Regions from separate parts of the Mus musculus genome. Here all the other regions are linked to region 4. Evidence: chromatin loops called from intact Hi-C (ENCODE). Cell type or tissue: heart. All regions are shown on one strand. Links, peaks and the distances in the headings refer to the core of each region. The heading gives the core; the rest is flanking DNA.

Region 1 (4,510 bases), core at 243-4,242, 250 kb before region 4:
ATGTTTTGATAAGTATGCCTGGGTCCCTAATATTCTGCTGAATTAGGCTCTTCTTTGATCACATGTTCAGGTTGTGACTACACTATGGTAGCTCCTCCTCCTATTGAATCACACAATTACAATGCAAAGAAATGGAGACTGCAGAAGACTTGTAAATGGATGCTGCAACTTCAAGGATGGGCACATCTCACGTGAATGACGACCCTCTAAGGTAGGTGTGCATGTAGCAGACACAAACATAGATGTACACATATACATGTGTAATATAACCAATTTAAGGTTACGCCTTACAAATAAACTCAATTCGGATTAGGGTTATTTCATTTGGCTTTGACAATTACTGAGCTGCAACCCTTAATCTACTCTTCTAACTGCTGTCCTGGCTGCCTTCCCAGTGGAAGTTGCAGTTTCTCCTGGCCACATGCTCATGGTCCGTCTGCTCCAGGGCAGCTTCGTCCTTTTTTTCCCATTCCTCCTCCTTGTCCTGGTGTCTCTTCCTTCTCTCTCTTCTCCACCTCCTACCAGCTAACTCAAAACTCACCTGCCTCAAATCCCTCCAGTAATTGGCTGTAGCCAATTTGATTTATCCAGTAGTTTTAAATCAAGGAACAAGGTTTACACAACAGAACCTTGTAAATGTGAGAAGTCAGTAGAGAGTCTAGACCTTTGAGTAGAGAATTTAGCATAACAAAACATAGCAACACACCGAACCTCAACACATACACATATTAGAAAACTTGCTATGCTCAGAAATTCTGTCCTTGTGGTTGCTGACAATGCCTTCCACTGCAATATTCAGGAGGAGGACAGACCACTCATGACCTCATTCTAAACAGACATGCCAATCAAGTGTCCAGGTGAATGTACTGCTTCTTGACTCTAGTTTCTCTAAATCGAGGAAGGTGTTCTGCATCCATAGGTAAACACACTCCCTGACAAAGAACTCAATAGGGACTCTGCACAGTCTTTGCTCTGAAACAGCTTCCTTTTGAATCATAATATATCAGGGAAGTATGAAGCCTTTTCTGCAATGGGGTTTGTAACTTTGACTCAAGCTTGAACTTCACAGGAATAAACCTTCCCAAGAAGAGATGGGAATTCTCAATATTGTATGTTTCCAGTGTAACTTCTTTAATATACCGACCTCATTTGGCAATGCTATGAACATATTTCTGATACCTTTGTATTCAAGAAGGAATTATCTCGGTGTTCTGCTTCGGAGAAATAACGGAAGTTCAAGGCGGATACCACTGATGTTCAAATATTGCCAAATATGAACGATGACAGGCTCACATGAGAGACGGAGAATTCAATACGGAACATCAAACCTAACACAGGCAGAAATCCTATAATACAAAATGGACCAAGAGTTAGGACATACACCACTGCGATCCCAGGAGCTCTGCTCCTCCTCTTGGGAGAGATGCAGAGGAAAGCAAGTGCTCAGAAAATACCTGATGGTTGCTGGCTTTGAATTCTAAGTCTTTTGTCTTAAGCACCTGATATGCTGCGTAGCAGGCAGGGTCACCAAGGATGGTTTCAAGAGCACCTTAAATTAGCTCTTGCTTCCATATTTTTAAGTAAAGCAAGTCATGAAAGTGCGAGTTTTCCATGTGGTAGTAAGATAGTTTAAAATCACGGTGTTCTAGCAGAAATAACTAAGAAACCTGATAAACATCACTGTGAAAGGGTCGACTCACAGGCTAACATTGCGTGCTGGGACCACAGAACTTTAAATGAATCCAAATGCCCTGTGACTGCCCAAGTGCAGAAGACTGTTTCTTCCCAACTTCAAGGAATCACAGTCAGGATACCAGCAGGTGAACAACCCAGTTCTGTGGGTTCATGGAAGTTCTTCGCACTGATTTGTGGGAAATGTAGTCCGGATGCCTGTGACGTCATCAGAAGGCTGGCCGTTGCTATCAAACTTCCGCATTTGATTTTCAAACTTAACTTCTCCCCAGAGTTAGGCGTCTGTCCTGTTGAAACCTTCGTTTGGATCTCTGACATGGAGGTTGGTGCAGGGAACACCGCAACCTTGCAGATCTGAGGGACTGTGCAGGGTGGCGTATCGGGCACGGAAGGAGCTTATCTGGGCTTGTTATGAGACAGGGCAAGCTGCTGACCTGGAGATGTTGTGCTGACCTAGGCTAGGGAAGAAAGTTGGAAACAACAGGATGGCAAGGGCAGGCTGGGTCTGCTGACTGCTTATTTCTGAGATGCTGAAAGGAGCGCACTCATCTTTACTGGGGAAATATGCTCTGCCTAGCTGACCCGTTCTCACGTGGCTGTAGTCAGATTCTCAGGAGATTTAGAACACTTGGACATCTAGCGCCTCCTATACTCTGTGTTCTATCTAGTACTGGAGTTTGACTTCACAAATCTTCCTAAAGTTCCTAGTGCCAGGGACAAAGAGTCCCGTGAGGGTGATTGTTGTGTGGAATGTTAGTTCCTTTTCCTTTGGAATAAAGTGTTAGATTTATGGATGCCTCGGGTTGAATAAGAACTCAGGATGTATAATCCTGTACCTGAATCACCACAATACATGGCTGTATAGCCACAGAGTAGTCCTGTAATTGATATGAACCAGTGTTTGCACAATCCAAATAATTATGAATTTTGCCCTTCTGCTAAAAAAAAAAAACACTAGACAATAATACTCAACAATTCTTAGTATGTGTTCTGTCCAAAATTTGGACTCCTTCTCAGATATGAGAGATGACTTGGTGAGATGAGAGAAATGGAACTCATGATCTCTGGAAGGGACTGGAATGTCTCTGAAAGAGAAAGGAGATGGCCCTCCTCTGGTCACATGATTTTCTTCTGTCTGTTCACATTATCAGAAATATCTAAATTCTCTTAAATGCACTCTGTCCCTGTATCTGGCACCCAGCTTTACTGCTGCTCACTGGACATTTCTAGAATGATTTCCTCATGTTTTCCTGTGGTTGTAAGAAAAATTCAGAAAGCTCTGGCACACTTGGGGTCTTATAATTTTCACATAGGTTCCTGTCCATGCAAAATGCAGTTCTCCTCTTAAAGGGTTAAGAGACAGTTTAGTCAGCCTTTTGAGTGGCCATTATCTGAGAATACAGACTTAGGTTAATCCAAATTCTGTGCTTCAACACAAGGCAGTTTCATGGTTTTACAGAACAGAGAATGTCATTAACCAAGGAAAATTTAAAATACATTGGTGTGTGTCTCATAGAGTCATCGGAGATATTCTATTTACCTAAGATACCATCTGATGAGGTTTTAGCTTTTGGACTGATAGAATTTCATGTTCTGCCTTGTCAGTGGATTCTGAGAGGTTTTTTATCTATTGTCACAAGCTGTGTGGTCCACTATAGAGTGAGGTAATGACTGTCCCTGAAGAGAAAACCAACCCAAGGTAAGACAGCTAACCCTGAACCTGCAGAATTCCAGGCTCTGCCCCTCCGTGAACTTCCACATGGGCCACCAGTGTCTGCACACAAAGACTCCTTGTAAGAGTTTTGCATTCACAGAGTACACACAGGTTTTTGTGTGTGTGTGTGTGTGTGTGTGTGTGTGTGTGTGTGTGTGTGTGTTTTGCAGGGTTTCTCCTCCACAGCTCCTATCACTATTTTCAGTGATCTTGCTTATATTGTCACTCCTCAGTCCAATTGAGTGTTAGTGAGCCGGAGCCTGGCTTATGGCATTGAAGTCTACTCCCAGAAAGCATGGGCTTCAGACAACCTTGTTCTACTAATGGGATTTTCAATGAGTTTCTTGCCATATCTAGAGTAATAGATATTTCCTAATAAATGTTGCTAAACTGTAGGAAAATTATGAGTATATGAAGTTGGAATCTTGTGCTGCCTTGTACATCAAAACATGTTCCTTACAATGTAGAGAGGGTACAGCCGCATGCTATATATAACTTCCAGGTACCAAATATTCATATATATTTTAAATTAAACAGCTCTATGGCAGATAAGTGAACTTAAGCCTAGTCTGTAACTCATTTCTGACAGCTCTGCTTTTTGAGGAGGAGTCAGGAATCCTGGGGTTCAAAATCACCCTCTCCTTCATAGTCAATTCATTGTGAGCCTAGGCTATTTGAGACACGTGGTTTAAAAAGAATATTAAAACGTAGGGTTTTTTTTTTAATGTGGTAATTACTTCTTCTGGTTGGTCTCAGTTCTGAGCACCAGTGACCTGACAGAAATCCATCCAATTCACTTCTTCTAATTATGACAACTTACAAATGTGCTTTAAGAAGTTGTATCAGATATATTTGAAATCTTAAATCCAAATTCCACTAGCATCCTTCTGTTAATGACTAGTGTTTGGGGATTAGAAACTTGTTTCCACTGACTGTGTGGGAAAGGATTCCCCTCTTTGCCTGGCTTGAGTATTCCTCTGTATTTGCAGGGAATGGTAGTTTTGTTTGCATACTCTTCACGATTATTTTCTGACATGACCTCGTGGTGACTTCTGCTGAATTCACATGAATCTTTTGAGAACAGCACTACTGCTGTTCTACAGA
Region 2 (4,510 bases), core at 219-4,218, 180 kb after region 4:
TCCAGAACATACTGTATCTTCTCAGCAACAAATATAGTTTAGAAAGCTTTATCAAACAATGAAATGGTGCTTAACTCAGTGTCGTGCACTTAGCTAAGAAACAACTATCTTATGACAATCCTATGAGGTGTTAATACTGGTATTTTCATTTTGTGTACAGATGAGGAGACTGGGGACTAACAAATTAGGCAGTCATACAACTTTTATAGAGTAAAATCCACTGGCATGATGGGTAGTGGACAGTAACCATAATTAGGCTCAAGAGTGAGTTCTCTCCAAAGCTAGAAATGTGACTGGCTAGATGCTATAGGAAGACAGGTCTCGTCTGCAAAAGAGTGGCATACTTTACAACAATGGAAGTGGCACCCCTAGGTAAGAATAACTGTTACCTACTGTTTCTATGTTTGAAGTAATTTATACAAATCAACATCTGCAATTTAGTCTATGCTGTCTCATGTGTGGTCTATGTTGTACAGTGCTGTCTCATGTGTGGTCTATGTGGTACAGTGCTGTCTCATGTGTGGTCTATGTGGTACAGTGCTGTCTCATGTGTGGTCTATGTTGTACAATGCTGTCTCATGTAGCATGGCATGCCTCTGGCCTCCCCTTTACGACATACCAGACATTTCTTCAAAACTTATCTTCCCCAGACTTTGACTGATTACTGATAAAAATATCAGGAAAAGCTGGGTGTGGTGGTTCAAGCTTATACTCACAACACTGGGCTAAGGCAGGAGTAAGGGTTAAAGGGTAGCTTAAGCTATACAGTCTAATCCTATCACAAACAAAAAGAAGGGTAAACACTGAGGACACCATATACCAGGTATTCTACTCAACAGTGCACACACTCATTTAGTCTTCCTAATCCTGAAGTGATTACAAACTCTTTATTCATTTTATAGGCATGGACCCTCACACTGAGAACAAAGTTAAATAACTTCCCTAAAATCACAGCCAGTTTTGAAATCTTGGTTACTCTTGGAAGCCATAATGGTTTGGTGGATAGGGTATGACTCCCCTCTCTTTAAAAAATGTAATTCAGATAATATAAATTATAAGACAGAAATAGGGGTGTGTATGTTGTAGGATCCATTAGCTCCTTGGCTGAGGTCAAGGGGCCACAGATACAATAGCTTTGTAAGGTACGAAATACACAGCTATTAGAAGTGATCTGAACATGTGTGTATATTTTTAGGGGAATAAGAGAGCCATGTTATGTTGTGTGCATTTTATGTGTTTTGTTTAGTGTGGTTAGCATTCTCTAGTCTCTAGATAATACACAACTGCTTGCCACTATCCCCTTTCAGCCAGTATTTTAGAGATGCATGAGAGGGCAGGATGTGCCCCTTGTGGTCAGCGGTAGCCTATAGAGTACAGTACATTGGAAATGATGGGTATTGGCTTGTGCTTCATGGGAGGCATCCACTGGGATGTGTGTCAACAGCGACTGCTGATGCTGTGGCATTGAGGTGGTGTTTGAGACTGGGAGAAGAGTTACATTAGATGACTTTGGGAAATGTATATAAAAGGAAAAACAGTGTGGTGCACCTCACATGTACATTTGTGTGTGTGCCTGGTAATACTGAATGCCAGAGGATTTTTCTGTGTATGGTGTGTGTTTTATGTGTGTAGTGTGAGTTGAAGGAGGTTCAATCATGAAATGGTTCATGCCATTTGCTGGAGACAGACCACGGATGAGTGGTTAGAGATCAGAGCCTTCTGATAGTGACAGAGAACGATACAGAGCAAGGGGTGTGGATCACCCAGCTAGGTGACCTGCATGAGTTCCTGGTGTGGTCCGACGTAGTGAATGAGAAAGATGGGATTTGGACATGAGGGGTGGCAGGTGGAAAAGTAGGCGGAGAGGACTGTAAGCCACGCGGTAGGCAGAGGAGCTGTGTGGCCCTTGTGTCCCCGAGCTTGCACGCGTGGAACAGCTACTCACTTCCTTACCACCAGCCACACCTGGCCACCCTCCCCTCTACTGCTTCTCGGTCTGTCGTCTCTGTCCTCCTCTCCCCGGCGCTCCGCGCGACTCCAGGCCAGACTTACCTGGTGAAGGCGAAGTACATGAGGCTGATGATGGTGAAGCTGAGCAGGGTGATGGTGTGCGGCCGGTAGAAGAAGTCTATGGTGATGTCCTCCACTTGCTGCTCGTTGATCATGCGGAAATGCATCCTGTAGTTCACATCATCCTTGCTCAGAGTCCTGCTCCCCACGCAGGACGCCATAGTTCTTCTCCCCGTCCTGCCGCGGCCCCGGAGGCCCCGGCCCTAGAAGGCTGGGACCCCGGCAGCGACGGACCGCAGCAGCGAAGGTGCCTGACGCTGGGGCGGGGTCTGGCACCCTGAGAAGGGTGCTAGCCCAGGGAAGGACCCGCGCGCGAGGGCGGGGTCGCGGCGCCACCACCGCGTCCCGGAGCAGGGGGAGAAGGCAGCCTGAAGAAGCAGCCTAGTAGGGCGACATCGTAGAGCTCTCACCCTCCCCACATTACGGCGGAGTGACTGATCCTGGGAACGCGGCGACCAGCTCCAGGGCCTGCAAACCCCAGGCCAGCTCTGTCCCGGTCCCCCGCGGCGTCCCTTCCCGCGCCGCCGCAGATGGTCTCGCCCATTCGCAGCGCAGCCCACGTGGGGGGCGGTGCCGGCCTAGCGTGGCGAATCGCCGGCTTGCGAAGCTACGGTGCACCGTATCCCCGGCGTAGGTTGCACGGTCGCTGTGAAGCAGGAGCGCGAGACCGCCGCCCGGCCGGATTACTGTCCGGCCTACCTGTACCCAGCAGCGTCCGGGAGCCTCGCGGCTTGGTAGGTATCGGTGACCCGGAGAGGAGGTTCGGGCTCGATCGGTCGGTACCTAAACCTTGTGGTGGCAACGTCGCCGGGCTTGTTCATCAGCTTCAGACTAAGGCCCCGAGGATGTCCCGGCTTCCTGCGGAAGTCCTTCCCGGATAAAGCCGGTTGGTTAAAGAGTCTAAGGACTGCGGCTGCGCTGCCCAGAGGCCCTTTATTACGAAGTGCATCTTTCATCATCGGAGCTCGGGATTAGTTGTAAAGATTTTGAACCTAGAAAAGCCTGTTTCGGCTCTTGTTCCTATTCCTAACAACAAAACAAGAGTGCCCGGTAACCGCTGAGAGCTGGCGTACCCTACTAATGAACTTGAGAGATTTTAAGGATTTTTTTTTTTCTTTTGCCCTCTTAATGTACATACCGTAAGGCGTTATTCACGAGTGCACATCTTTACTCGTTTCTGAGTCCTTTGTGTCTTTATTTGTCCTGGACTCACTTCCACTCAACAAACTGGAACCCTCCAAACCTCTAGCTTGGTGCTGAAAAGACCCTGGGAAGGTGGGTCTCGAGAGGGGGCGGGACTGTGCTGTCCTTCTGCACAGACTATCAATCATTGACATTGCTGAGACAGCAAATTTATGTGAAAAGGAGTGCACTGGCAAGTAAAAGTGGAGGGTGAACATTATTAGTCTTTAGCACTCAGATCTTTGAATGCAAATAGAATTTAACAGAGTCTACTAAATGTGGAAAGGGTATTGAATTTGATTCTGGACAGACTCTAGAATGAAATTGGGGTTCTGGGAGCTGGTTTGTAAGTACCCTAGAGCCCTTATTGTAATCCCCAACATTATAAAAAGTACTTTGATGCTGAGAGTGGACCAGTGTTTTTTTCTAGAATAGCATACGTAAAAGCATGTGGAGAATAGTGTCTGAACCTCCATCATCGTGGGCTACAGTGACATATCCAGTCTTGACTGTCAGGACCCCCACTTGTAGATTGGACCTGCCTGGCTGTGCTGAAGTTTCTCTCGAAGCTTGGTCTTGTCTAGGTGGCACAACTTAGTTCCTACTTTAACTATTTTGGAGATGAGAGGGAGTTTGAGGGGAAAATTGGCAGGCTTGGAAGCCCCTTTCCAACTAAAGTTTAGCAAAAATTGCCTATTCCACAAGGTTATTGCCAACACCGCCTTCCTATACCACTTCAGAAGGAAAGATTTGCCCTTGTATTATTCTTAGCAAGCATCCCCCAACTATAACAAGAGATTAAACTCTCAAATGTTTCTTCCTATTCAGGACATAAAACTATCTGAATCCTCTGGCTAGAGAAACAGAACACAACGGCATAAGTAAGAGTTAATTGACAGTTACAGGTTTTTTGTCTGTTTAGTTGAGAATACTGCTGGCTAACATTTATTGAGCACTTTCCATTTATTCATTTATTTGAGCCGTGTCACACTTGTAGAACTTTGAGCAATCTTGCCTCAGGCTTCTGAGTGCTAGGATTACAGGCATGACCTCCCCACTCCACGCTCCTTTATAGTGATTATTTTAATTAATATTTAGGTATTGTACTCAGTTCTTTCTGCTGTTTTGGTTTTGGAGTTGGTTACTTGTTTGGGTTTTATTCTTTTTCTTTTCTTTTAGGCAGTCTCACTACATTGTTCCTGCTTGACTTGAGCTTTCAGTGCAACATCTGTGTCTCAGGAGGAGAATTCTAGGAGGC
Region 3 (4,510 bases), core at 200-4,199, 160 kb before region 4:
GTTAGAAAACAAACTCATGCTCTGTAAGAATTTAATTACTCTCAACTACTGAACAATCTCTTTAGCTTACTGTAAGCATAGATTTTTAAAAGGAATTTGGCCACACATCACATTGAATGCAGAATGTTTCTATGGGAGAAACTTAAAGGATTAAGTGACTATAAAATGATAGTGTAGGCAATAAAGCTAAAACTTCCAACATGGTCTAAACAAGCATATAAGGCCTGAGAATCAGACTATGGTAAACTTTCTGTAAGTATGCCCGGGCCGCTAACACCATGCTGAATGAGGCTTTCTCTAGAGTCTGCATGTTCAGTTTGTGCCTACCTCCTTCTCTTGAATTAACCAATTTCACTAGGAGGAAATGGAAACTGCGGAACAGTTGAGGTTTCATCCTCACAGATCAGCTCCTCTCAGGTGAGTCAGTTCCCTCAGTCAGTACACTCACACATTGAAAGCCTAGCAGTACTTATGGTTGCTGGCAATGCCCTTCCCTGCAGCCTTCAGGAGTACAGACTAGTCATGAGTTCATTCTAAACAGACATGCCAATCAAGTGTCCAGGTGAATGTATTAGGGGTATTGTTTAATACTGCTTGATGACTCTAGTTTCTCTAAGAGGAGCTGTATCCCTGGCTTAGCACACTGCCTGGAATACAAGAATTGAATAGGAACTTCCCATAGTCTCTGCACTGAAACAGCTTCCTCATCAATCTGTATACATCGTGGAAGCATGAAGCCTTCCTTATAATGGGTGTGTACCTTTGTCTCAAACACAAACTGCCCAGCAATAAATCTTCCTAAGAAGAGATGGGCATTCTCAGTACTCCATGGTCCCAATGCAGCTTCTTTACTACACTGAGCTCACTTGACAATCGTAGGGACATATTTCTAACACCTTTGTATTCAAGGAGGAATCATCTCAGTGTTCTGCTTAGAAGTGAGGGAAGTTCAAGACAGATAACAAATATTTAAATCGTCTGAAACATGAATCATGGCGTGATCAGGAGAGAGGAAATTCTATAAGGAACATCAAAGGGAACAAGGGAAATCCTATAGTGCACAGTGTACCAAGAGTCAGTAGACTCACCAGTGTGATCCCAGGAGCTCTGCACCTCCTGCTGGGAGATGGGGAGGAGGAAAGCCTGTGCTCAGAGAACACCCGGTGGTGACTAGTTTTGATTTCCTGTTCTTCTTCTTTTTTTTTTTTTAATTATTATTTATTTATTATATGTAAGTACACTGTAGCTGTCTTCAGACACTCCAGAAGAGGGCGTCAGATCTCATTACAGATGGTTGTGAGCCACCATGTGGTTGCTGGGATTTGAACTCCAGACCTTTGGAAGAGCAGTCGGGTGCTCTTACCCACTGAGCCATCTCACCAGCCTGATTTCCTGTTCTTCTGTTTTAAGCACCTGAGATGCTGCATGTCAGGCGGGATCACCAAGCGTGGTTTCATTAAAGAAATGCACAGTCCTACATTACCGTCCTGCTTCCTTATTTTTAAGTAAAGCAGACCATGAAAGCATGATTTCCCATGTGTTAGTATGATTTCATAAGTAGGTTTGAGCTTTAAAATCACGTTTTAGCAGAAATAACTAGCATGATTAACATTACTGAGAAAGGCTCGACTCACAGGCTAACATCGCATGCTGAGACCACAGCACTTCAAAAAAGCCCGAATGCCCTGTGGCTGCCCATGTGCAGAAGACTGTTTCTTTCTAATTCCACTTGCTCACAGTAGGGCAGGTACCCAGGCAGTGCACAAAACCCATTTGGAGTGTTCCTGGAAGTCCTTTGCACTGACTTGTGGGAAATGTAGTCCCAACAATTATGACATCACCAGAAGGGGCTGTCAGTATTGAACTTCCGGGTTCGTTCTTAAACCTCGCTTCTCCCCCAAAGTTAGGGGACTGTCCTGCTCAGAACTGGGCTTGGATCTCTGACATGGAGGTTGGTGCAGGGAGCAACGCCGTCCTGCAGATCCAGAGGGACTGTGCAGGGTGGCGGGTCGGGCGCGGAGGGAGCTGACTCAGGCTGGTTGGGAGACAGGGGAAGCTGCTGACCTGGAGATGCTGTGCTGACCTAGGATGGGCCACTGCCCCCGGGAACAAGATTGAAGAGGAGAAGGTTGGAAAACAACAGGATGGCCAGGGCAATCTGGTTCTGCTGACTGCCTGTGCCTGAGATGCTGAAGGGAGCGCACTCAACTTTGCTGAAGAACATGCTCTGCCTAGCTGACCCGTGATCACATGGCTATAGTCAGATTCTCGGGATTTACAGAACTTCCTAAATTTCCTAGTGTGCTGGAACAGAAAGTCTTGTGAGGGCAACTGTTGTGTGGAATGTTAGTTCCTATTCCCTTGGAATGAATTGTTAGATTTATGGACGCCTCCGTTTGAATAGGAATTTCTAATAGACACCGCTGTGACCTGAATCATCACAATACATGGCTGTATAGCCACAGAATAATCTTGGAATTGGTATGAACCCGTGTTTGCACAATCCAAATAATTAACCTTTCTTTCCCCTTACCTCTGGTACGTGGGCTAGAGGGAAAGTTGAAGCGTTCAAGAACTCTAATTAAGTAAGTCTTGAAATTTCTAAGCCTACAGTATGATGTTTTCTAGTTCCATCCATTTGCCTGAAAAATTCTTGATATCCTTATTTTCAATAGCTGAGCAGTATTTCACTGTGTAAGTGAACCACATTTTCTTTATCCATTTGTTCATCGAGGGATATCTGTATTGTTTCCAGATTCTGGATATCATGAATGAAGTTGCTCTGAATGTAGTTGAGTAAGGTGCCTTGTAGTTTGGTGGAACATCTTTTGGGTATATGACCGTGGTATAGCTGGGTCTTGAGGTAGAACTATACCCAATTATCTGAGGAGCTGCCAAATTGATTTCTATAGTGGTTGTGCAACTTGACACTCCCTCCAGCAATGGAGGCGTGTTCTCCCTGATTCACATCCTTGCCAGCATGTGCTGTGGCTTGCGTTTTTGATTTTGGCCATTCTGCTGGGTGTAAAGTAGAATCTCAGTCACCTTGGTTTGCATTTTCCTGAAGGCTAAGAATGTTGGACCTTTTAAAGGTCTTTCTTGGCCATTAAAGATTCCTCTATTGAGGAATTCTCTGCTTAGCTCTTTAACCCATTTTTAAATTGGCTATTTGGGTTGTTGGTGTCTACCTTTTTGAGTTCATTATATTTTTTGGGTGTCACCCCCCCCACCCCCATGAGGCATAGGGTTGATGAAGATCTTTTCCCCTTCTGTAGGCTACCAATTTTTTCCTATTGACAGCGACCTTTGCCTTGCAGAAGCTTTTCAGTTTCATGAGGCCCCATTTATTAGTTACTGATCTTAGTGCCTGAGCTATTTGGTGTTCTGTTCAGGAGGTTGTCTCCTGTACCAGTGTGTTCAAGGCTACTTTATACTTCCTCTTGTATTAGACTTAGTGTATCTGGTTTTATGTTGAGGTCTTTGATCCATGTGGACTTGAGTTTTTGCAGGATAATAAATTGGATCTATTTACATTTTCTAGATGCAGACATCCAGTTAGACAGCTACCATTTGTTAAAGATGCTTTCTTTTTCCATTGGATGGTTTTTGTCTTCTTAGTAAAAAAAAAAAATCAATGTTCATAGGTGTATGGGTTTATTTCAGGATCTTGTATTTGATTCAGTTCATCAACCTCTCTGTTTCTGTACCAATATCATGCATTTGTGGTTGTTGTTTTATTTGTTTGTTTGTTTGTTTGTTTGTTTGTTTTACTATTCTGTGGTACAGCTTGAAATCAGGGATGGTCATTTTATTGTACAGGATTGTTTTAGGTATACAGTTTTGTTTTGTTTTTTCCATGTGAAGTTGAAAATTGTTTTTCCAAGGTCTGTTAAGAATTATGTTGTAGTTTTAATGGGAAGTGCATTGAATCTGTAGATTGCTTATGATAAGATGGCCATTTTTATTGTTAATCTTACTTATCCATGACCATGAGAAATCATTCCATCTTTTGATATCTTAGTTATATTCCTTTTTCAGAGAGTTGAAGTTCTTGTTTTACAGGTCTTTCAATTGCTTGGTTAGAGTTACACCAGGATATTTTATAATATTTGTGGATAGTGAGAAGGTAGTTGTTTCCCTAATTTCTTTGTCAGTCTGTTTACTGTTCATATAACTGAGGGCCACTGATTTTTTTTTTTTGAGCAGATTTTGTATCCAACCATTTTGCTGATGATGTTTATATGATGTAGGAGGTCTCTGGTAGAGTTTTGGGGGTCACTTGTGCATGCTATCATATCATCTGTGAATATCCATACTTTGATTTTTTTCTTTTCCAAATTATATCCCCTTCTTGTTGTTTTATGGCTTTTGCTAGAACTTTAAGTACTAGATTGAAGAGATGTGGGGAGATAGACAGCCTTGTCTTGTCCATGATTTTAATGGAGCTGCTTTAAGTTTCTCTCCATCTAATTTGATGTTGGCTATTGGCCTGCTGGATGTTGCTTTTCTT
Region 4 (4,510 bases), core at 344-4,343:
GATGGTTGTGAGCTATCAAGTGGTTGCTGGGGTTTGACCTCATGACCGTCAGAAGAGCAGTCAGTGCTCTTAACCGCTGAGCCATTTCTCCAGCCCCCTGTATTGCATTTATAATCTTTCTACCCTTGTCTCTTGCTCCAGCCCTGCACACTCTGGTCCCGCTCACTGTAACCCCTTCCTTCAACCCCCAGCCCAGTAACTTATACCCTGCCTCTCTCTATTCTCCCCAGTAATTGTTCATAGCGATTTTTATTTAACTAATCATTTCAAACTGGGGGGTAAGGTTTGTACAACAAAGGCTGGTGTATGTGAGAATTTTCTCTTCTTGGGACAACCAGATGTTGGGGTATATAACTTAACATATGAATACAAACATCGCCAGACCAAACTCCAACATGTGTGTATGTTTGTGTCTGTTACCTGGAAACCTAATTGAAAGGGTACTGACTCATCTGAGAGTTGCTATTCCTTGATGCTAATTCAAGAGGAGGAGGAGCTACCATGTTGCAGGTACAAACTATATGTGCAGGATCTAAGAGGGAGTCCCATTAGGTAAAATAATAGTAACCCAGACATAGTTATGAAAAAGTCTACCAGAAGTTAAGTTCTCAGGCTGAATGTGTTTGTTTAGACCCTGCTGACAAATTTATCTATTACCTCTAATAAGATAGGTTGTATAATATCTTGTTCATTTAATTTCCCCTCATTGAAACATTCTCATTAGGTGTGATGTTTGGCAAGTTCACTTCAAAGTGTAAGTTTGAAGGCTAAAGTAGTTATGAGAATTTAGTCTTCTTGCCGAGAATCTGGGTTTGGTTTCCAACAAGCACATCATGGCTCTCAAGTACATGTAGCAGTAGTTCCAGAGGATCAGGTCCCTTAATCTAACATGCTCAGGCTAATGTACAAAAAAAGTACATGCATACATTCTACATACGTGTGTACACCGACATATACACATAAAATTGAAAGAAAATTATATAATTAAAATTTCCATTGGGCATGGTGATGCTCGCCTTTAATTCCAGCACTCAGGAGGTAGTGGGTGGTGGATCTCTGAGTTGGAGGCCATTCTGGTCTACTGATTTAGGTCTAGGACTGACAGGACTACACAGAGAAAACTTGTTTGGACTAAACCAAGAAAAGAACATTAAATAATAGGTTTTTACTTTAGAAAAGAAAGTGATATTTGAAGGTAATATTATTCCCTCACTTTAAAAATGTTCATACAAAATACATGAATAAATACCTGCTAAAAGTCATATTAAAAATATGTTCCTGAAAAATCCAGTAAAATCAACTGTTTGTGCAATTTTCAAGAGTCCCTATGGCCACCACATACTGAGCTAGTACCACTACCCCAGATACATTGTAGGAACCTTCATTAACACATCTCTCATCAGGAAACACATAGACATACTGGGAATGTAGTTTTGTACCTCTTCTGAAGACATACTTCGGATTGTTAACCTTGCAGGATTCTCTTGTCATTATTGCCTCCTTCTTTACCGCAGTGTAGTATTCATTTCCCGAGTACATTATAACGTAAATGTATTATATACCTGTCACCTGCTATGACTCAACTCATGATCAATCATTTCAAGGAAGTAGTAACAACAAAAACGCCATAGAGAGAAAATGTGAGTGGCTTATGGTGAGAGAAAATGAAATATGAACTTCCCAGTATGTCTGCTCAGAAATAGTTTCCTTGAGAATCAGTGTCTGTTGCAAGTACTAACATGTATAGAGTTTGTATATGATTTGACCTCAGCAGTGACAGATACAGGAGTGACAATCCTTATGAAAAGACAGGAGGGTACACACATCCATGCTGCAAAGTGGGTTTGTAGCTCATTTTGTGTTCCCGGGAACATATTTCTGAGACCACGGTATTCAGGGAATAATTTCTCTGTGTCCCTGCCACCACAAGACTGATTTTGGTTCTCCTGTGTGGGCTGTTTTCAGTGTCGCACACTAAAACCAAGGCCTCCTGACTTTATGGAACTTGTCACATCACCCAGCTTCCTCCAATTCCTTTTTGTTCTTTTCATTTCAATACAGGAGCAGCTGCCACCAGGTGGCTGCCGCCGAACCTGTCTTCAAAGCACATTCGAAAGACGTAGCGGTGACTTCCCATGTTAGTTTTTTGTAATTATCTCCAAGTAAAAATTGAGTCAAATGAACGTTTTCCTACAGTTAGCAGAGCTGAGTGAAACCACAGTAAAGTGACCAGAAATAACCAGTACACTTAATAAACATTAGCGTAAGGTTTCACATTCCAACATCACAGTTGTGAGCAGAAGACTTTAAAAGCAGCCTGATTTCCTTCCACTGTCTCCCTCTAGCGGCAGAACCTGTGTGTTTCCATCCTTTCACATAGGATTCAGCGACTCTTGGATCTCCATTACACAGACTTATGGGAAATGTAGTCTCCCTCGATGTGACGTAACAAGCAAGGGAAGCCAGAGCGCCTTTTGAGTTCTTTCTGCGCATGTTCCGCCCTTCATAGCGAGTCCTTTTCCACTTTGGACTCAAACAAGTTTCTAACTACCCTGCTGGAGTTGGATCTCTGAGGTGAAGGCTGGTTCAGGGTGCAGAGCAGCCCGCCAGGCCCGAGGGATTGTGCAGTGTGGACGGGTAGGTCCATCTTTAAAGGAGTTGTCACGGGGCATCTATGAAATAGGGAAAAGCTCACTTTGGAGGGGCTGTTCTAACCAAGGCTGGGCTGCTGAGTCAGGATTTAAGTCAGCGCTGCGGAGAGGACGGCGGCGATGGTGCTGGGAGCAGCCATCAGTCTACTGCTGCTTCAGACATGCTTCCCACATGGTGGAAAGAAAGGCAAGGCTGGGAGCTCTCTTTCCAGCTTGGCTGTGGAAGCATCCTGGTACTAGCTGACTCACTCTCTTCTGGCTGTAGCCAGGTTTCCCCGCTCGTCTAGAGAAAGTGGAGTTTCTGGTCACGACCGCACTGTATAGCAACGAAGTACTCGTGTTTATAAAGTTTGTAAAACATCTAGTGTTCTTGTTTATAAGGTTTATAAACTCTTACATTCTAGAAGAACGAGGAGAGGAAAAGGAATGGACAGGGACGATGAACCTACACTCGAGAAGGGCAAGGTTTGTCAGGACTTCTCTCACAAAATGTCTCTGAGGCACACAGACAGGAGGTGCGAGAGTTCTTGTGACTTCCACTCTATTCTGTTGTTCTAGGCTTGTGTCCAGAACCAGGTTCCACTGAAGGAGGGGGCAGTGAGATTCCATATTCCGATCAGGGGACTAGGTGATACGACGAAGCAATTCTTAGGAAATCACATTTTGCTCCCTGGCCAGAAAGGCGTTGCATTTCTTCCACCTAGAAAGTAAACTTTGTCACGCTTAAGCTTAAGTGTCCTGGAGTGTTTCCATGAATTTAGTCAAAACCCACCTAGTGAGACCATAGCGACAGACCTTCTGCCCTCCACCCACAGGCAGTCAGTCCACAGTGGCCTGAGAAGAGCAGACTCCTATCAGCATCAGTTGGTGAGCTGTGCTGTGGTGGTTCTGTGTGGGACAGCATTAGGTGATGATCCTTGCAGCTTCCATTGGGGACCTGCTCTAGTTCTCTCAGGGAAGTGTCTCTATCTTCACGATGCTCTTGCTGGTCTATGAGCTGAGCAGTTTTCCTGCTGACAGGTGGCCATCTCCTGGGTAAAGAACATGGAAGGGTGTGCTTCTCATCTCTCACGTGTGGAAAAGTCTAGGTTTTTTGTTTTTGTTTTTTGTTTTCCTTAAGACAATTCTGAGTTTTCTATTAAACAACTTCCTTGATACTTCTTGTGACTTGGGATTCATTAGCCTTCTCCATTGATGTTTCCCTCTGTGCTCTCTCTCCCTCTCTCTCTCTCTCTCTCTCTCTCTCTCTCTCTCTCTCTCATCTATATATGTGTGTGTGTGTGTGTGTGTGTGTGTGTGTGTGTGTTAATGAGTATTTTGCCTTCAGGTATATCTGTGAATCACTTGTATGTCTGGTGCCTATTAAAGACAGGCAAGGGGCGGGTCCCCTGGAACTGGAGTTGCAAATGCCTGTGAGCCCACAGATGGGTCCTCTGGAAGAACAGCCAGTGTGTTTAACCACTGAGCCATCTCCTCAGCCTCTCATCTGCTCTTCTGATGGGAGGTGTTTTTCAGGATACTAATTGTTTATATAGGCTTCTCACCGCTCTTCACTTGCGAGGATCTAGAACAAGTCCTTGTTCTGTGGCCTCCTCTCTTTTCCAAGTCTGTTAGGGATGAACTGCTTGGTAAGCTTACAGTCCTAGGCTTTGCTTGTGTATTTATGCTGTTCTTTTTCATCTGTCCATTGTAATGTGTCATCCCTCAGCTTCCCCAAGTGCTGTTTCTGCAGAGAGAACCTAGAGAGGCTCCTCCTATGTCAGGAGCCCCTGTTATCTTCACCCCATGTGAATTAATTTAGGGTTATCTAGGCCGGTATTTGTTGAAGTACAGGTTTTAATTTGTATGGTTCGCTTTTT
Region 5 (4,510 bases), core at 272-4,271, 710 kb before region 4:
CAAAATACCACAAAAACAGTCTTTATGCCACATACTGAAATACTTCTCCTTTGAAATCTCTTGGGCCAGGTCAACACAGTTCAAATTACTCACAGCAACAAAGTCTTCCATATTCCTACCATAATGATCCATTAAGCCCCATTTAAAGCAATCCACTCTGTTCCAAATCCAAAGTCCCAAAATCCACATTCTTTTAAATAAAAGCATGGTCAGGCCTATCACAGCAATACCCCACTCCTGGTACCAACTTCTGTCTTAGGGTTTTACTGCTGTGATCAGACACCATGACCAAGGCAAGTCTTATAAAAACAACATTTACTTGGGGCTGGCCTACAGGTTCAGAGGTTCAGTTCATAATCATCAAGGTGGGAGCATGGCAGTATCCAGGCAGGCATGGCACAGGCAGAGCTGAGAGTTCTACATCTTCATCCAAAGGTTGCGGGTGGAAGACTGACTTCCAGGCAACTAGAGTGAGTGTCTTAAGCCCACACCCACAGTGACACACCTACTCCAACCAGGTCACACCTATTCCAACAAGGCCACACCTCCAAATGGTGCCACTCCCTGATCCAAGAATATACAAATGATGACAGTGGCATTGACTAGAATGTGTCCATATTATTTTAATATAGTTAGATAATACATAGAGGGCTGGTGAGATGGCTCAGTGGGTAAGAGTACCTGACTGCTCTTCCGATGGTCCGAAGTTCAAATCCCAGCAACCACATGGTGGCTCACAACCATATATAATGAGATCTGACTCTCTCTTCTGGAGTGTATGAAGACAGCTACAGTGTACTTACATATAATAAAAATAAATACATCTTAAAAAAATACATAGAAAATACTAGTATTTACGATAATGTAGTTTAAACCCATGCTTCTTAGGTATAGATTTTAATGCTGTAAGTCAGTCTCCAGCATACAAATCAATTTGACTGGTGTGGCAAAAACAGCACAAATGGCAGGGTGAGGAGACACGTGTATACAAAGGACGGGATGAGCAGCCAGCTGTTTACAATCACAGTTCCATGAGTGAGCCACAGCTCTTCAACTTCATCTCTCAATCTTTCCACAAGAAAACAAATTTCTTACATCGCAGTCTCTGGTGCAATTTTATGAGTTAATATCTTCTAGTATTTTCCAGTCTGTACTATAGGATCAGTGATAGCTGGGAAGGTACAAAGCTCAGAGCGCCCCCTCTATGAGGTTTTGGTTTTGGTTTTGTTTTTTTGTTTTTTGTTTTTTGTTTTTTTTGTTTTTGTTTTTGTTTTTTGTTTTTTTTTTGCCTCATACAGGTGTGTGAATGTGAGGGTTCTGTCACAGTGGGTAAAGGAGTGATTCCTATCCAAAGTGAGCCGCCCTGAAAACTAACAATTTATCACAAAGAAAACGGGACGAACATCCCATACACCAAACTCCCCCGCAGAACTCCCTGTCCTGGAAACTATGAGCCACACGAACTCAAAACCAGAGTCCTGGGCCTGTCATAGAATATGGGAGGGCTCAGAAAAACCCACTTGCTCTAGATTTCCTGAGGGATCTGACAATAGCAATGTGAAAGCTAGTAACAGCAAGCTTCCCCAGCCAAGGGGCTGTGTGCGCTCTCATCATAGCCTGCTTCCGCACGATCAGCCAAGCCACCCTGCTCTAGCCATGTGGTGTGTCTCAGTGTAGCTCCTTGCTCCATTATCATAAGGTAAAATTGTGTCAATGTGCATTTTCCCTCCTGCCATACGATTCTAGGTACACCTGAGCTTTTAAAGTCACAACATATCGATCAAAGTAAGACGTAAACTCAATACACAGTGACATTGAAAGGTGGAATCATATTCCTACAACAACCTCTTTAAATCTGGTATTTTAAAAGTAGCCTAAAGGTATTGAAAAGCCTTGGGCAATAGCGCTCTTTTGGAGATCTTCGCATAGACTTGTGGGAAATGCAGTCCCTCTAATCATGACGTCACTAGACAGGATTCAAGCTTTCCGATCTCCATTCTTGCACTAGCAGGCCACCTCTCAGGTCCCTGAAACACATGATTGACTCTGGCAGTCGCTCCGTCCTAACAGAGCATTCGCTCCTGGCACCGTGCGTGCGCCCCACCCCTGCACTCTGGCCAAGCCTAGATCTGCATTGCACATCCAAGTGGGCTTCTCTCCGCCTCCCGCCCAGCCCTCACCGGCTCCCTGCACGCCGGACCCGCCCAACCTCAGAGTTCATGAGGTTTGCAAGTCTAGGCTGCACCCGGGACCAACCTCCATGTTAAGCGCGAAGAACAAGCCACACTGTCCGAACTTTGAGAACGCCGCAGAGTTTGGAGAATCACAAATGCAAAATGAACCCGGAAGCACAGAGAGCAGAGTCCTGTCTAGCGGGGTCATGCAGAGAGAAACTACATTTCCCAGAAGTCTATGCGAAGGACTGCCCTGAACCAAAGAAGTCAGAGGGTTTATAGGTCATGGATTGTATTTAACTGGAATTAGGCTCCTTTAAAAATCCCAAATTTACAAAGGGCAATTTGCGAATATGAGTGCAGCCTTTTACAGTAATGTGTATTAAGTTTACTTCTTACTCTGATCAATGCTGTGTCTTAAAAAGCTCAGGGGTTTGAGACAGAAGAATCACAAGTCTATGTCCCAAATTACACACTACCAAAAGAGATGGGGGGCTACTCACTGGTGAAGCACTTGCCTGGAGTAAAGGAGGCCTAGGTTTAACATCCATTATGACACTAAATCAAAGAGGAGAACAAAAACAAAAAACAGAACAATTTTGGTGTGTACACTGAAATCCACAGTTTGGGGCGGATATGGGCTAGGAAACACAGATATCTCTTACCGATAAGCCCCAGAAACCCTTTGAGATTTTCTTCTGTCCTTAGTCCCTTGTCCACACGTTCCTCAATTAATCCGTGTAAACAATTTAATATTTGAGAGAGCTGTGCCAGAGCTTTACCGGATTCTCTTTCACAATCTCACACAACTATTCACCACCAGATGTTCTTCCAGCTCCTGGCTCTACTCTCAATGGGAGGAAAACTGATCTTGGGCTCAATATGGCCAGTGAACTGACTCTTGACACACTATTCATCACTCATCATAGGATTTCTATCATAAGAGATTGCCGCGGAGCACCACAGTCAAGTATGAGGGTCCCTGGAATGAGGGTCCTTGAAGCTAGGTGGATAAGGTTTTGACAGTGACAAATAGAAACAAACACATAGGCAGTTTGAATCTGAGTGTATTCTGCAGCTCTCAAGCAGGAGATATTATACATTAAAAAACTAAACATTACATCTCTTAGAAACTACATCCAAATGAAACATTCACAGATACCAACAAAAATCATTTGGCACAGTAAAGTAGAAAAATCATCCAAGCATTACAACTCTGAAACCATGTATTCAGTGCATTGCAAACAGAACAGGTAACATCATCATAAATCATCAAAATATAACAATTCTAAAAGGATGTATCCAGTGGGGGCTGCCGTCCAAAGCTAGTGGCATATTTCTAGGAGCAGGTTAATAAATCTTTAATGATCAGTGCTAAACTAACTTTCCAGCCCCATGGAATTATTTAACATCTAGTGCCTGATTTTTTATAATCTTCAGTGTATAAATTTAAACTACTTTAATTCTTCCTAATTAAGGCTTTCTTTAACATATACCAAAATCCACCTCCGATGACACATGTGTAGCCATATGAAATTTTATTGTTGGGAAAGTTTTTATCATAATAATTTTGTAAATGATTTAGAAAGTAAAGTGTTGGTTTCCCTGGGGTTAAGGTCATGTTAGTGGCCCAATCTCTAGGGATTATTTCTTACCCATTATTCTCACTTAAGATCTTGGCCTAGGCTACCAGGAACATATAAATAAGAAAAGGAATAAGAGAAAACAAAACAGATAGATTGACATGAGAACTACGACTCAAAATTTTTTCTCTGGTGAAGAGTTCAACAACTGGTTCCAGGAGGCCTCCCCCTTTTGAGGTCAATTGCCTTAGTCTGTGGAACTTGTAACACAGATCCTACTGGAGGTGGTGTGGCAAGAGGTCTGCTCTCCCAAAATGCCACCTGAACCTCCCTCACACTCCTTGCTGGCTAGTGAGACCAGCCTGGCCTGACTCAGTGTAGGGTAACATGGAGCAACTGAGACTGCAATGCTGAAGACAGAGGTGGATCCAGCTGCAGCAGCAGAGGCAGAGGAAATGACTCCCCCTTCCTGCTCCCATTCTCTCACTTTTGCTTGAACCCTTGCACCCAGCAGGGTGACCTCTGTGGAAAGACTACAGTACACAAGCCCACAGACTACCATATGCAACTCTAAAAAAAAATAAACCCTTTCCTCCACAACTTGATTTATGGTCATGGTATTTCATCACAGCAATAGTAACCCTAACAAGGGCACTTACCATATGACTCAGCTGTACCAGTTCTTAGCAAATGCCCAGAAGAGCCTCCAGTGTGCTTCACAGACACTTGCTCAGCCACGACCATTGCTGCTCT
Region 6 (4,510 bases), core at 146-4,145, 740 kb before region 4:
TTTGAATACTATTGTCTGATGGAAGATGCAGACGTGGGAAGTGTTTTATAGGCAAAAGATGCAAGAAGACCTTGAATATCTGCACAAGATCTTGAATGTCTGCATAAGCAAGCAAAGAGCTGTTCTGCTCAAGATTAGGCAGTCAAAACAACTTCAGAATAATTTTTAAACATCTGTATGAGCAAGTTACCAAAGCCAAAAAAAAAATAGTAATATCATATCACAAGTTGATGGTCACAGCTGCATATTTCTGGGTTAGAGTTGCTCAGGTGGGATTCCTGAGAACCTTTCTTCCTGGAGCTTGGGTCAGGGACAAAGAGCTATTTGAAATCAAGATGGACAGCTATCATAAAATAATGCTTCTTCAGAGATGAGCCCAGAAACGCTGAGTTTCTGTTTCCCCAAATTCTAAACTGTGTTGTTCTGTCTTTTTTTTTTTTTTTTTTTTTTTTTTTTTGACATGGTGTCTTATACATCTGAAGCCTGGTTCTAACTCAGTGACTTGTTGTGTTGCTCAGGACTGGTTTTAACCCCTTGACCCTCCTGCTTCCATCACCCAAGTACTAGCAGTACAGATGTGCACCTCCTGGGCAGCCAATATCTTAATCAGTGAGCACATTGATGGAATGTGCTCCATCACACATGAGGAAAGACCCTCTTCCCATATCCTGTTCAGCCCCTTTTCCTAGTAACGTGATTTTTTTCCCCTTTCGAGCCGAACAGGAGATACTCGAGTGGTCCACAGAGCCATATACATATCTCCAAAGATACTGCACAGAAAATGGGACTTTGTGTCCTTTCTTATGTTTGACAGTACTGAGTATGGCTGAGGAGAAGTCAGGGACACAGTATTCTTTCTTTCTCTCTTTTTTAAAGATTTATTTATTTATTTATTTATTTATTATATGTAAGTACCCTGTAGCTGCCTTCAGACACACCAGAAGAGGGCGCCAGATCTCATTACAGATGGTTGTGAGCCATCATGTGGTTGCTGGGAATTGAACTCAGGACCTTCGGAAGAGCAGACAATGCTCTTAACCACTGAGCCATCTCTTCAGCCCCCAGGGGACACAGTATTCTTATGGCCCTGGGAAAGAACTCAAAGCTGTAAAATGGCAGAGTGAAGATAAGGGAGCAACCAGGTAGAACTGAAGTTTCCAAGATAATCGAAATACATCTATCAGAATCTTCTGACTCTTCTGACAGGGATGCAAGTGTGGCCTAGTGGAAACGGGCTTGCCTAACATTCTTGAAGACTTGAGTTCATCCCCAATAAAGCAAAAGGACAAGCAGTAAAGCATCTTTAGAGTATCCTAGTACGACTGGTCACAGTAAGTGGGATGAGTCAAACTTCAAAAACCATGGCAAGGCACATAGCTGAATTAAAAAAATAAAATTAAGTTGAAAAAACAAAAGGAGATAATTATTTTTAGAAACAATGTTTCTTTAGCCATCGAATCATCCCCTTTAGGTTACCCGGAGGCATTGGGTGAAGAATTTGCCCTCTGGGGAGTGATGAGAGGCAATGCTCATTTCAAAGAAAACATGCATAATGTAAAAAGGTCACTTTCACTAAACCGTGGGGGCTAGGGGCCCACACCACCGTCTCTAGAAGTCTGGGGACCCCATGGTATCTTTCTGAGAGGGGCACCTCTGAGTTCCGAGTACTGTGCAACTCTAGCCGCCAGCGGCCACAGGTTACTAAGCTCCTGAAAGGAAAGCTGGATTGGATGGGAAAGGCGGCGAGAGAAATAACAGGTCAAGACAAAATTCTCTGATCAAGGCTCAACTTTAATTCTAGGGTCTGATTTTTAAAGGGGAGAGAACCCATCCCCCACTATGCCAGGATCTCGTTGAGTCGCTTTGTCAGGATCTGTCAGGAAAACAAGCTCAGCTGCTCAGCAGGTAGCTTCTTGCAGACAAAAGACTTGACAAAGGTCAGAAGACTCCACCCTAGGTGAACTAGGGAGTGAGGCAAACAAGGTCTAAGCCACCCTGCTCAAGGTGGCGGTGGTGGGGGGAGGGGGGCGGGCGGGCGGGGGGGGGGGGGCGGGTAGGGTAGAACGACAGCAACCTGGAGCTTCCCAGTCGCCCAGAGCAGACCCGCATAGTATTCGCTGAAGCAAAGTGTCGCATCTGTAGTGGGTCCCGCAGGGAAACTTGAATTCAACGCTACTTGACATTACTGAAGCTCTGACGCTTCTTAGAAAATATTACTGACTTAACAGGGTTTGGGGGGGGGGGGGGGGGAGTGTGGCTATGGTGTTGTAACCATCATTACCAGCAGGTGGAGACATTGTCACGTACTGACTCATTTTTAAAGCCAAGGAACTGAAAATGCAGAACTACTGGTAAAAGGACCAAGAGAATCTGAACAAGGGGGAAAATCGGTGGCAATTTACGGAAGTGATCTACCTCCCGAGGGAGCAAATTCAGTCCCACACTTGTGTACTGATTGCCACCACACTAGTAGGGAATCACTGCCCTCCTCCTAGGTGGGGCTCTGCTGGAGCCACTGCCTGCTCCTGTCAAACAGTCCCTGAGGGAGGAGTGAGGATGATTGCAGGAAAGACGGAAAGAAGAGACAAGAGACAGATAGGGAAGACTGTCCAGTGAGTACAGCAGCAGCGTGTTTAATGAGTTTAGCCTGTTTTATACCCCACAGTGCCGTGGGAAGCAAAACCACAAGCTCGCAGACACAATGGCTGACATATCCATAGGATATCTGTTCCCATCCAGATATCCTCTGGGAGCCTTCCTGCTCCTTCTACAAAGGTTAATCGGAAGTCCAGTCCCTCACCTTGAGCCTCAAGTGCATCTCCTCTTATCGTTCCATGCATCAGTAGGCCAGGAAATCTTCCACTCTGCAGAACATTCTGCCAGGCCACAAACTCTGTTCTGTTTTGACCCGGCCTAGCAGGCAAGGTTTTACTCTGCTAGAGAAGCAGGTAACTGGCTCCCGACAGGGCTCCTAGATCACAGGTGGTAAAGTCACAGCAAAAATTCTTCTCAAAACACCTCCATGAAATGCAAAGAAGCAGGTCCCTTTATTACCAAATCCCACAGTGATTCTCCCAGCTCAAAATGTAATCCTTTCTTGTGCCTGTGGTTAAAGGAAATAGAACAATACAAAAGGATGCAAACTTATTTTAGGCCAGCAGTGCAACACCTTCTCATTCCTAATGCCAGGTGTCACCTGAGGTCTTACCTTACTTTAATTTCCATAGACTGTAGTGCTCTGTACAGGCAGCAGATCCCAAAACAGGGAGAGAGAAGGTGACCTGGCACACATCAGAAAAGTTACCTCTGCTTTCTTGTGCAGAGGAATTTATGAAATGGTCAGAGACTGTGAGTCAGACTCCGAAGCAATACCACAGAGTTTAATGCTCACTCCTTCCTACTGGCAGCCCACTGTAATCTCACCTCTTGTTCACTCAGCTAGCTGGAGATAAAGCAAAGCCCACAGTTGGCAAGGTCTTTAGCACCTGGACTTCTTTCTTGGGCACAGTAGAGTTGATACAACAGCTCTAACCACACAGTTATGAGACTGTGTCCAGGCCAGTTTTGCTTCTCTGTATACCATCAGGCATTCCAGTTCTGGCTGTAGTGACACTGCGGATTCCTTCCCCACAATTCCCTGCAAGGAGTCTGAAGAACCTATTAGTTAAGATAATTTCAAGATTACTTTGCTCCAAGTCAGAAAAAAAAATACCTCTTATTCTATTACCTTTTCCACATCAAATTAGGGTGGTGGTGTGTCATCAGTGCTAAGGAAATCCAATCAAGATATTAAAAATTATACAAATAGTCAAAGACATTCCATCGATAAAATCTAAATTGGTGTGATTCATGGGCTAAATCCTCTTAAAGCTAACCTTTTGATGTCAAAAGCCTTGCTCCTGCAAGTTAAAAATCCAAGGACCGAAATTCATCCTCCCATCTGCTCTGTCTGTTCCAGGAGTTCTCTGCACCTGAGCAACTTCAGCAGCTCCCACATCTGCCCCTGAGCAACTTCAGCAGCTCCCACATCTGCCCCTGAGCAACTTCAGCAGCTCCCACATCTGCCCCTGAGCAACTTCAGCAGCTCCCACATCTGCCCCTGAGCAACTTCAGCAGCTCCCACATCTGCCCCTGAGCAACTTCAGCAGCTCCCACATCTGCCCCTGAGCAACTTCAGCAGCTCCCACATCTGCCCCTGAGCAACTTCAGCAGCTCCCACATCTGCCCCTGAGCAACTTCAGCAGCTCCCACATCTGCCCCTGAGCAACTTCAGCAGCTCCCACATCTGCCCCTGAGCAACTTCAGCAGCTCCCACATCTGCCCCTGAGCAACTTCAGCAGCTCCCACATCTGCCCCTGAGCAACTTCAGCAGCTCCCACATCTGCCCCTGAGCAACTTCAGCAGCTCCCACATCTGCCCCTGAGCAACTTCAGCAGCTCCCACATCTGCCCCTGAGCAACTTCAGCATGCTCCCACTACTGCCCCTGAGCAACTTCAGCATGCTCCCACA
Region 7 (4,510 bases), core at 148-4,147, 200 kb before region 4:
TGTAAATGGATGCTGCATCCTCACGGATGAACACATCTCATGTGAATGACTACCCTCTTACAAATGTGTGCATGAAAAGACACAAACATACATGTATACATATACCATACACACAACTAATTTAAGCTTACCCTTGACTAGCTTACAAATAAATAAGACTCAGACTATGGTTATTTCCATTGGCTTTGACAATTACTGGGGAGGGCAGCCCTCATTTATTCTTCTAACTGCTATCCTGGTGTCCTCCTTTCTTCCCGATGGTATACCCCAGATACTTGCTGTTTCTCATGGCCATGTCTCATCTTTGAGACATGGCATCTTTGTCCTCTTTCCCCATTCTTCCTCCTTTTCCTGGTCTCTCTTCCTTCTCTCTCTCTTCTCGACCCTCTACCAGGTAACTCAAAACCCACCTACCTGTAATTTCTCCAGTAATTGGCTGTAGCCAATTTGATTTAACTAATAGTATTAAATCAAGGAACAAGGTTTGCACAACAGAACCTTGTAAATGTGAGAAGTCTGTGGTAGGCTTAGATCTTCGGGTATAGAATTTAGCATTACATACATAGCAACAGACCAGACCTCAACACATAACACATATTGGAAAACTAGCTATGCTGAGAAATAATAACTTTTGTGGCTTCTGACAATGCCCTTCACTGCAGCATTCAGGAGGAGGACAGACCAGTCATGATGCTTGCCAATCAAGCACAGGTACACACACGTACTGCTCCTTGCCTCTAGTTTCTCTGAGTGAGCAAATGATCTGCATCTCTGGATAAACATACTCCTGAAAAAGAATAGGGACTCTGCACAGTCTTTGCGCTGAAACGGGTTCCTTTTGGATCATTAGGATTCCGGGAAGTATGAAGCCTTTTCTGTAATGGAGTTTGTAACTTTGACTCAAGTATGAACTACACAGGAATAAACCTTCCCATGAAAAGGTAGGGATTCTCAATCCTGCATGTTTCCAGTGTAACTTCTTTATTACAGTGACTTATTTGACAGTAATATGAACATATATCTGATACCTTTGTATTCAAGGAGAAAACACTCAAGTGTTCTATTTAGAAGGGAGGGAAGTTCAAGACAGATAACACTAATGTTCAAATATTTTCAAATATGACCGATGACAGGATCAGTGCAGAGACAGGAAAATCAATAAGAAACATCAAACCTAAGGCAAAGGGAAATCCTGTAAGTGCACAATGGCTCGACAGTCAGTACACACACCATTGTGATCCCAGGAACTCTGCCCCTCCCCTTGGGAGACAGGAAAGCCTGTACTAAGAAAACATCTGCTGGTGACTAGATTTGATCTCCAATTCTTCTATCTTAAGCGACTAAGATGGTTTCAATAGAATCGTAAAGAGATAATGCTCACTCCTACATTAACTTCCTGCTTCCACATTCTTAAATAAAGCAGATCATGAAAGCATGAATTTTTCATTCGTGAATGATTCTATACATAGATCAGAGTTGTAGCAGAGATAACATGGAAACGTGATGAACGTGATTACTGTGAAAGGCTCATCTTACAGGCAAACATTTCGTGCCATGACCAAGGATTTTAAAAGAGCCCAAATTCCATGTGCATGCCCATGTGCAGCTGCTCTCAGTGGACTGTAATCCAGGCAGTGTACAAAAGCTCTTCAGTGGGTTCCCGGAAGTCCTTCCAACTGACTTGTGGGAAATGTAGTCCCATCGCCTGTGACGTCATCAGAAAGAGCTGTCAGCAACAAAATTCCGTATTCTTTCTTCAAACTTCGCTTCTTCTCAAATTTGTGCAGCTGTCCTGTTGAGCGCTGCATTTGGATTTCTGCCATGGAGGTTGGTGCAGGGAACAGCACCATCTTGCAGATCTGAAGGACTGTGCAGGGTGGCGGATAGGGCACAGAGAGTGCCAACTTGGGCTTGTGAGACAGGAAGCTGCTGACCTTGAGGTGCTGTGCTGACCTAGGCTGGGCCACTGTCCCTGGGCACAGGTTTGAAGAGGAGAAGGTTGGAAACAGCAGGATGGCAAGGGCAGGCAGGGTCTGCTCACTGCCTGTGCCTGAGATGCTGACGGGAGCTCACGCATCTTTGCTGGGGAAACGTGCTCTGCCTAGCTGACGGGTTCTCCTGTGGTGGTTGTCAGATTCTTAGGACATACAGAACACGTGGACATCTAGCGCCCCATATACTTTATGTCCTAGAGATTACTCCTGGTTTGAGCTCACACAGCTTCCCAAAGGTCCTAGTGTCTAGGGACAGAGAGTCCTGTGACGGTGATTGTTGTGTGGGTTGTTAGTTACTTTTCCTTTGGAATGAATTGTTAGATTTATGGATGCCTTGGTTAGAGTGGGAATTTCCAATAGACATCTCTGTGACTTGAATCATCACAATACATGGCTATGTAGCCACAGAATAATCTTGTAATTGGTATGAACCTATGTTTGCCCAATCCAGATAATTATGGATTTTGCACATCAAATTAAAATCGCTAGACAGCAGTACCTCAACGGTTCTGAGTATGTGTTCTGTCCAAATTTGGACTTCTTTTCAGATGAGAGACGACTTGGTGTGATGAGAGATTGCTGGGTGGGGCTGGAAAGTCTGAAAGGGAAGAGGAAAATGGCTCTGCTCATCTGCCAGGCTCTGTAAATTGTTCTCTAATCTGCCAGGCTCTGTACATTGCTCTCTAATCTGCCAGGCTCTGTACATTGTACTATGTTTTCTTATCACATGATTTTCTTCTGTCTCTTCACATTGTCAGCAGCGTCTGAACTGTCCTAAATTTAACTGTCTTAAATATTAAATTTTCTGTCCCTCAATGTGACATTCAGGTTTACTGAGGCACCTTTAATAGTTTTAGGAAGAATTCCCCAAGTTTTTCAACTGCTTTGGAACAGCTGGAATATAAATTTGGAAAGCTGTTATACATTTGGGGTCTAATGATTTTTCACATAGGTTCCTGTCTATGCATAGTTCTCCTCCTGAAGGGTTAAGAGAATAGTTTAGTCCAGAGCCATTTGAATAGCCTTGATCTGAGAACACAGATTTACTTTAATCCAAATTCTATGCTCCAACATGGAATCAGTTTCATGGTTTTACAGAACAAAGAATGTCATTAACCAAGGAAAATTTAAAATACTTTGGTGTGAGTCGATAGAAGCATGTACTACGATATATGGGAGATATTCTATTCACCTAAGATACCATCTGCTGAGATTTTAGCTTTTGGATTCATAGAAACTTATGTTCTCCCTTGTCAGTGGATTCTGGGAGGTTTTTATCTATTGTCATAAGCTATGTGGTCCACTATAGAGTGAGGCAAGGACTGACCCTGAAGGTAAAACCAGCCCAAGGTAAGACAGCTAACCCTGAACCTGCAGAATTCCAGGCTCTGCCCCTCGGTGAACTTACACGTGGGCCATCAGACTCTGCACCCACAGACTCCTTACAAGAGTTTTGCATTCACAGAATACACACAGATTTTAGTGTGTGTGTGTGTGTGTGTGTGTGTGTGTGTGTGTGTGTGTGTGTGTGTGTGTGTTTCAAGATTTCTCCTCCACAGCCGCTCCCCCTATCTCAGGGGATCTTGCTTATATTATCACTCTTCAGTCAAACCAAGTGTTTGTGAGCCAGAGCTGGAGCCTGACCTACAGCATTCAAGTCTACTGTCAGGAAGCATGGGCTTCAGACCACCTTGTCCTAGCTACTGGAATTTTCAATGAGTTTGCAACCATATCTAGAATAAATAGACACTTCCTAGTTAATGTTACATATAACAGTTTATCAATTGGGAATTGTGTGCTGCCTTGTGCAACAAAACACAGTCCTTATAATATAGAAAGAGTACATGAGCATCGTCACATATAACTTACAGGCACCAAATATTTATTTATATGTATTTAAAATCAAACAGCCTAATTATTGAAGAGTGAACTTAAGTATATTCTATGATTCATTTCTGTCATCTCTGTGTTTTGAGGAGGAGTCAGGAGTCCTGGAATTCAAAGTCATCCTCTCCTTCATAGCCAACTCAAGGGAGCCTAGGCTACGTGAGACTCTGCATATTAAAAAGATTCTTAAAATGTTGTTCTTTGGGTGTTATAATAACTTCTTCATGTTCCTTTCACTTCTGAGCACCAGGGACCGGACAGAAATCCATCCAATTGACATCTTCTAATTATAAAGATGTTACATGGTATAGCATTGGAAATGTAAATGAGCTAAATACCTAATAAAAAATGGAAAAAAAAATAAAGATGTTACAAATGTGCTTTAAGAAGTTCTATGGGACGTACTTGAAATCTTAAATCCACATTTTCACTAGCATCCTTTTGTTAATGTTGGAGATTAGGAACTTGTTTCCATTTACCATGTGGGGAAAGGTTCTCCTCTTTGCCTGACTTGACTCTTCCTCTGATTTTCAGGAAAGATTAGTTATTGTTGCATATTCTTCTGTTTTTTTTTCCTGTCATGACCTCATGGGGATTTCTAATTTTACCTGAATTTTTCCTGAACAACT

What was found. Hi-C counts contacts between places; a loop is a spot of excess contacts. Peaks named below come from ENCODE experiments on the same cell type or tissue, not always from the same donor. Only the 100,000 strongest peaks of a DNase experiment are listed, where the experiment ranks them.
Region 1: it touches region 4 in a loop (2.0-fold over the local background); 3 of 42 quality-filtered maps call a loop at or near these places.
Region 2: it touches region 4 in a loop (4-fold over the local background); 4 of 42 quality-filtered maps call a loop at or near these places.
Region 3: a loop joins it to region 4, with 2.6 times the contacts of the local background. A loop is called at or near these places in 3 of 42 quality-filtered maps.
Region 5: it touches region 4 in a loop (2.1-fold over the local background); 2 of 42 quality-filtered maps call a loop at or near these places.
Region 6: it touches region 4 in a loop (2.2-fold over the local background); 3 of 42 quality-filtered maps call a loop at or near these places.
Region 7: a loop joins it to region 4, with 2.2 times the contacts of the local background. A loop is called at or near these places in 3 of 42 quality-filtered maps.

Annotation. Positions count from the first base shown.
Region 1 is chr13:67,358,008-67,362,517 of GRCm38, reverse strand. Zfp953 (zinc finger protein 953) reads left to right here and starts at 1,946. Exons shown (of 4, transcript NM_001038651.3): 1 at 1,946-2,014. The coding sequence starts at 2,009. Gm17039 (predicted gene 17039) reads right to left here and starts at 1,853. Exons shown (of 2, transcript NR_167764.1): 1 at 1,455-1,853; 2 at 1-1,346. In heart, for the core only: a CTCF peak has its summit at 2,337; a DNase peak (open chromatin) is centred at 1,887; H3K4me3 peaks cover 1,444 bases; H3K27ac peaks cover 1,021 bases.
Region 2 is chr13:66,931,229-66,935,738 of GRCm38, reverse strand. It overlaps Mterf3 (mitochondrial transcription termination factor 3), which reads left to right and starts at 2,667. Exons shown (of 8, transcript NM_025547.4): 1 at 2,667-2,804. It overlaps Ptdss1 (phosphatidylserine synthase 1), which reads right to left and starts at 2,909. Exons shown (of 13, transcript NM_008959.3): 1 at 2,053-2,909. The coding sequence starts at 2,231. In heart, for the core only: no CTCF peak of the experiment used is centred there; DNase peaks (open chromatin) are centred at 2,368, 2,658 and 2,928; H3K4me3 peaks cover 2,842 bases; H3K27ac peaks cover 1,850 bases.
Region 3 is chr13:67,266,472-67,270,981 of GRCm38, reverse strand. It overlaps Zfp458 (zinc finger protein 458), which reads left to right and starts at 1,914. Exons shown (of 4, transcript NM_001001152.2): 1 at 1,914-1,951. The coding sequence starts at 1,946. In heart, for the core only: no CTCF peak of the experiment used is centred there; a DNase peak (open chromatin) is centred at 1,821; H3K4me3 peaks cover 1,266 bases; H3K27ac peaks cover 765 bases.
Region 4 is chr13:67,106,576-67,111,085 of GRCm38, reverse strand. It overlaps Rslcan18 (regulator of sex-limitation candidate 18), which reads left to right. Exons shown (of 7, transcript NM_001256052.1): 3 at 3,033-3,116; 4 at 3,467-3,518. Among named protein-coding and RNA genes, the nearest start is that of Rslcan18, 5.2 kb to the left of the region's middle. In heart, for the core only: CTCF peaks have their summits at 2,107 (motif pointing right) and 2,308 (motif pointing left); a DNase peak (open chromatin) is centred at 2,425; H3K4me3 peaks cover 1,858 bases; H3K27ac peaks cover 1,481 bases.
Region 5 is chr13:67,811,643-67,816,152 of GRCm38, reverse strand. Zfp273 (zinc finger protein 273) reads right to left here and starts at 2,337. Exons shown (of 4, transcript NM_198322.3): 1 at 2,257-2,337. The coding sequence starts at 2,262. All of the region lies in intron 2 of 4930525G20Rik (RIKEN cDNA 4930525G20 gene), which reads left to right. In heart, for the core only: no CTCF peak of the experiment used is centred there; a DNase peak (open chromatin) is centred at 2,102; H3K4me3 peaks cover 1,138 bases; H3K27ac peaks cover 885 bases.
Region 6 is chr13:67,842,143-67,846,652 of GRCm38, reverse strand. It overlaps Gm10037 (predicted gene 10037), which reads right to left. Exons shown (of 4, transcript NM_001309374.1): 4 at 3,361-3,657. The coding sequence ends at 3,583. Among named protein-coding and RNA genes, the nearest start is that of Gm10037, 13 kb to the right of the region's middle. In heart, for the core only: CTCF peaks have their summits at 931 (motif pointing right), 2,114 and 2,316 (motif pointing right); a DNase peak (open chromatin) is centred at 2,312; H3K4me3 peaks cover 1,130 bases; H3K27ac peaks cover 1,025 bases.
Region 7 is chr13:67,303,667-67,308,176 of GRCm38, reverse strand. Zfp457 (zinc finger protein 457) reads left to right here and starts at 1,765. Exons shown (of 4, transcript NM_001003666.2): 1 at 1,765-1,827. The coding sequence starts at 1,822. In heart, for the core only: no CTCF peak of the experiment used is centred there; a DNase peak (open chromatin) is centred at 1,686; H3K4me3 peaks cover 1,524 bases; H3K27ac peaks cover 1,186 bases.